Regions from separate parts of the Homo sapiens genome. Here region 1 is linked to region 2. A link is a contact called in ENCODE Hi-C or POLR2A ChIA-PET data. All regions are on one chromosome and are shown on one strand. Each heading gives the region's core, a stretch centred on a gene start or an enhancer-like site at or near the end of the contact. The rest is flanking DNA. Distances are from core to core; before and after follow the strand shown. Region 1 overlaps EBF1 (EBF transcription factor 1). Region 2 overlaps EBF1 (EBF transcription factor 1).

Region 1 (2,700 bases), core at 3-2,502, 220 kb after region 2:
TGACAACTCTGGAACATCCCTTGCACGCCTTTTGAGTAAAGTATAATATTTCTTGGAACTCTACGCCTAAGATTTTGCCTGGCTTTAACACTTATAATCATATGAGCCAGAAGTCTCATAACGAGAGTGACTGATCTTGCATTACCATTTTACATTTTATCATTGGAATGGTTATTTTATCAGAAATTCATTTCAACCTCAAAATCCCAAACATGTCATTACATTAAGAGATCCAGTAGGGCAAAAAACACAGTTTTGCTCAAACTAATATGGCAGAAAATTCATGGATGACTTTTTGCATTAGGCAAGAATTCTTCACTCTTGACAATGCCAAACAACAAAGTTCTCTAAGTTCATTTTGATTATCAAAAATTTATTCTGAATTTAACACTTCAGAAATGAATCAGTGACATGAGAGTCACACTTTCAGACTCCAGCAATACACAGAGAAAGCACTGATCCCTCTGACGAGTTCTCAGCTATCAATCAAGAGAAGCCAGGGCCTTCTAATTGGTTACCCTCTGCTTTGCCCAATAAGGCATCCACTTATATCCTGGTCAAGCTTTGAGGAAAACTCATCTTCTGTCTCAGAGTTCATTTCCTCCTTGATGGGAGAATTTGGGGAATAGGAGTAAGTAGTAGAAAATTGGAGAAAGAGCATGCCAGGTGCTACCCCAGATTTTCCTTTTTCTACTTCTCCCCAATAACACATTGTCCTTGGATTCTTACTAGTGGCATAAAATCACCTGAACCTAAGTATTGGTGGTGTCTTCATGATACAGTCATATTTTATTTAACAAGGCACAATGGTTTCATGTGGAATAGTCACTGCAGGGGAAACTTTTAGGCACAGTAGCAGATCAATGCTAGGGGGACGCTCATATGCTTGGCTTAGAACTGCTGTGAATTCAGCAGCAAATGCACAGGTGTCAGGATTCGGTGACTATATAATCTCCAAGGCTCTTCTGAGTCCTGAGTCTAAAAAGCTAAATAATCTTCCAGTGCAAGAGAGGCTCTTGACACCCCTCAGTGTGGTGTTGAGGAAAAAGCCCCGAACAGGGCATCCTGTGGAGAGCAGAATGACTCCAGGATCTGCCATTTGTTAAGCTCTGTGAGCTTGGATATATGCCTTACCCTCTCCGACCTTCTTACAGGGTCATTGTAAGGATTAACTGGATGATTTAAGAAAGAACCCAGCACCCTGCCTGGCACAGGATCACTGCATGATAAAAATCTCAGTTCCTTCTTTCTTCATATCACAGTGCACTCTGTGCTACTCCACCTATGGGGAGGGTGGCCCTTGCCTGAAACGATGAGCTAAGAAAGATGATCTCATCTTCGGTCACAGACTCGCAATGCAATTTTATCACATGACGTGCAGAGCCCCCCAAAACATATTAGTGAAACCTACTAGATTCCAGAGGTGCAATAACGGTGTCAAGTGCTGCATGAAGAGGACTTAGACTCCCTGAGGATCTCGGCCCTGTTTCTAGCTGTCTGGCCTCCAGCCTAGGAGAATACAAACAGCTATAACAGATTCTGGGCCCCAAATCCAACTTTAATTTACTGGTGACCTCATGGCTTTCAGGAGCATTACACAGGACTTATCTGGAATTCACTCTTTCCAACACCCTTTCTTTTATTAGAGAAATCTGATGATCATGCTGATTTATCAGATCTTTTTATCTAGAAAGGAATTTTTCTGGAAGTACTTAGTGTTGTTTTAACCAGATCAACAAACATGTCCGGGACTTTATAAATAACTTGTAAGCATGTAATGTCTTAATATACTTCCTGGGTAAATTAGTGATGGCTTTGCTACAATTTTCTCTAATTTTTATGAAATTTTTAACTAACTCTCACTTTATAAGTTAACCATAAAGATTGTTGTCTAGATTTGGACAGTTGTGATTTCTGTCTTTTACCCAGAAGTAAGGGGCAAAGGATATTGTTTCACTTTCTTCAAATTTGGTTTCTGAAAGTAACTTTAAAATGTGAGCTTATTCTAAATTACTTAATTCAGTTCTGGGTGTACATTTCTAAGGTTGTGGGGAGGCCAAAGACATGTAGTATTGGTGGAAAGTGAGGCGAATCTTAACACAATTTCTTGAAAACACTTAATATTTAGTAAAAATCCACTTAAGCAGCCTTACAGGAACTGGACACTTCTACCATTTATTACTGAGTTTCTAGTTTAAAGACAACAAATGCAAGGAATTATGATACTCAAGCCCATTCCTAATAAAAGAAGGCTCACATCTTACGTGTCTAAATATTTAAAAGCTATAAAACAAGCTAGCAAACTTTTAAATGAAATATGTTATACCTCCTGTCTTGACAAATACTTCTTTATAACAACCTGGAAAGCCAACTTCGATTGTAGAATTTTCAGTTCTTCAATGTTCCTCTCAAGTAGTCAGTGGCATAGGGAGGCCAGCCCCAACTACACCCCATCCTCTTCTCTTTCCACCTCTGGCTCTGATCCAAATCTCAAGGATCAGAACACAGCACACGTATGAACACAGCAGTGCTCACATCCAATCTCCCTCCTCATCCTCCACAAAAGCCCTTTGTCTACTCCTCAAGACTCAGGGTGCACACATGAGTACACCCTGCAGAACCAAGCCTTGAAAGTGAACTCAGGGCCTTTGGAGCAGTGAATTCCTGGGTCCCAAGAACGCTGAGCAACATCTTACAAGA
Region 2 (2,731 bases), core at 24-2,523:
ATCCAGTCAGGATTCACTTTCCAGAGTCTGTGACTCTGATTGGACAAACACAAGGGCATGGCACATTAGCAGCTATGGATTCCTCGTGCGTCTCTGGTCTGAAGAACCAATGAGGGAGAGATGTACGCTTGCTTACCATCCTTACAAGGGGAGCCAGCTTGCAGGCAATCTGTGCTTGGTCAGATTCTTCCCTCCCCAAAAGGTCTGCCTTTATTAGTATAGATTAGGCCATGCTGTTCCTGCCTTTTTTCTTTTTTTTTAATGTTATGGACTTTTAGAGACATTTACATCTACAAATGCCAACTCTCTCTTGCATACTTTAAAAACAGCAATAAGGCCTTAGTTTGGGGTGTTACTTTTCAGCTCAATAATATTTTTCAAGGGAAAAATTCCAAGTGATATTTCACTAACAAATAAGAGGGTTAGCTCACCCAATCCAGAAAACCAAGCCTCACATCTTGAAATACTATGGATGTTAAAGAAAATGAAGTGTGAACTTCTGTGGGTGGACAAAGGAGGGGGCCGTACATTTGCAATGATCTGAGCAGTTGTTTGGATACAAAGAACAGAGAGGTTTTATGAGCCATCTCTATACCCTTACTATTAAGTGGTGACAGCAGAGGTAAACTGAGTAAATCACAGAGGCCAGTAGCCCCAGCCATGAACAAGCAACGCATGGTAGAGGCATTTAATGCTAATGATCAAAAGGTCCATGTGTAGGTCACCAATGAACACAGATTCCCTTTCATCAGAAATGATGTGATGTCACAATAACTGTTAACAGCCAAGTAACTATACCAGAGGGGAAATCATTGTGCCAATTTCTTCAGATTTTTATTTTTCCGATATGGGGAGAGGTTAGAACTCTCTTCTAGAATATTTAAAAAAAAAAAAAAAGGCTTCTTGTCTGGTGCCCACAGTTTGAGGCCAGATCACCAGAAGCATTTTTTCATACCTTAAATTTCCCACAGATGTATACATGTGCATATGCGCCAACTTATTGCTCTTACCCTTAACTACTTTTCTAGGCTTGAAAATCCAACACTTTTTTCTTAATTCCAGTGTGATATAGATTTTCTAAGATGTGATTTCTTAAACTGATGGCAATTTTTTTTTTTAGTGTTTAAAAAAACTCCAAATAATGATGGATCCCTAGCTCTTTTCTCTTGAGAACTTAAGTAATTTAATGAGGGTGATTTTTTTTTCTAACTTTTATGGCCAGGTGGCTCTAGGGGATATTTTGTTGAAGACTGATTAAAAATAATTTCTTCTAAATGAGACCTGACCACAAAATGGAACCATTAATGGGCAGGGACGTTGTCACCAAAGCGGAAACCATGCCTGATTGCCTCCTGTACCTCCCACCACACAAGCATTTTCTTCTTTTTCTTCTCCTTTTCTTGTTCTTAATAGCTGAGTAAATAAGCAGCCAGCGAGGCCTAATGTTTTCGGCCAAAAACAGAGTCCAAACTTCTCAGAGAAAACATTTGGCCTCTGTGGTTTTGAAATATGTTCCAGAACACCGAGTTCAGTGGGGGAACATTGTGAAAAACTCCCATCCATTGGAATGATGCTGGGGAATGTTACAGTATCAGAAGTTTCAATTGGTCCTTTTCCTGCAGCCCCATAATGAGACTTGTAAAACACACACACACACACACACACACACACATGCACACAGACACACACACACACACACACACACACACACACACACACACACACACTGCTATGTGGAAGTTCTCATGGGAAAAATGAATGGCAAGAAATCCTAGCTTTAAAAGAAACAGCTAATCTGCTAGTTTGATTATTCTTCAAAACTTACGCTGAACCAATGAGCCTAATTAAAAACACTTGGCCTACTTCTATAAAGCATCATAGCTTTCTCTACGCTTCGTTTGTATACACCACAAAACTCCAGAAAGACTATTATTTTTTCAAGTGCTCACTAACAAAGTGCTGACTTTGTTGGGATGGCTGAGCTAATTTCTTGAACTCAGTGTGAAACCTTAGCTAAACAAAATTGTGGTAATTTTCCTTAATTTGTAAAAGTGATTGGAGTGCAAACAAAATTTTCCTCTTGGGTCAATCCTATAATTTTCAGTTAACTAAAACTAATCGTCAGGCAGGCACCAAACCTGCATTTTGTTTAAAGGGCTGGGAGGCATTTCCAAGGGTCAGGATGCATTAATTGTTTTTATAATTTCGAGAGAGAGAGAGAGAGAGAGAAACTGGGTGACTAAGAAGTATGTTTGGTTTTACTTCTAATATTGAAATACAAGGGAAAGATGCTCTGAAGTAAAATGTCACAGAAAAATAAAATTCGTCCACTTAATTGTATGGTTATAATTACAATTTGTTAACTGTTATCCCTTCACTGCTCTGTTATCTCTTTGTGTGAAAGCAACTTCCGCTCTGTACTTAATCTGGTCTTGTGGTCTTTTACTGAATGGAAAAGGAAACCTGGGACTAGTTCGTGGAGACAGCTACCACTATCCAAGGATGACTGACACTAAGCAGAGGGCCCAGAACCGCACTCCACCTGTGGTTCTTTGAGCAGCAGCATCAGCCTCACCTGGGATTGCTTAAGAAACAGGATCTCAGGTTCTACCTAGACCTACTGTAGCAGAATGTGAATTGTAAAAGATCCCTGGGTATTTGGTTTGCACTTCACAATCTAGGGATCTCTTAGCGTACACATTGGGCACTCAGCCTTTATACTTGATGTCAT

What was found. A loop is a pair of places that touch in the nucleus more often than their neighbours do. ChIA-PET counts read pairs that join two places held with the same protein, here RNA polymerase II (POLR2A). Pooled maps may share reads with other maps.
Region 1: a loop to region 2 is called in a map of ascending aorta, with 2.0 times the contacts of the local background. The contact joins two enhancer-like sites. A Hi-C loop is called at or near these places in 3 of 168 maps with a recorded cell type or tissue (aorta, ascending aorta and vagina) and 1 of 50 pooled maps. POLR2A ChIA-PET finds 5 or more read pairs at or near these places in 3 of 52 experiments (OCI-LY7, activated B cell and activated CD4-positive, alpha-beta T cell).

What each region holds. Positions count from the first base shown.
Region 1 is chr5:158,994,524-158,997,223 of GRCh38, forward strand. All of the region lies in intron 6 of EBF1 (EBF transcription factor 1), which reads right to left. Among named protein-coding and RNA genes, the nearest start is that of EBF1, 100 kb to the right of the region's middle. Within about 2 kb of position 1,253, at least 4 of the 41 ENCODE cell types and tissues checked have a DNase peak (open chromatin) inside an H3K27ac peak, as active enhancers do.
Region 2 is chr5:158,774,103-158,776,833 of GRCh38, forward strand. All of the region lies in intron 10 of EBF1 (EBF transcription factor 1), which reads right to left. Among named protein-coding and RNA genes, the nearest start is that of EBF1, 320 kb to the right of the region's middle. Within about 2 kb of position 1,274, at least 11 of the 41 ENCODE cell types and tissues checked have a DNase peak (open chromatin) inside an H3K27ac peak, as active enhancers do.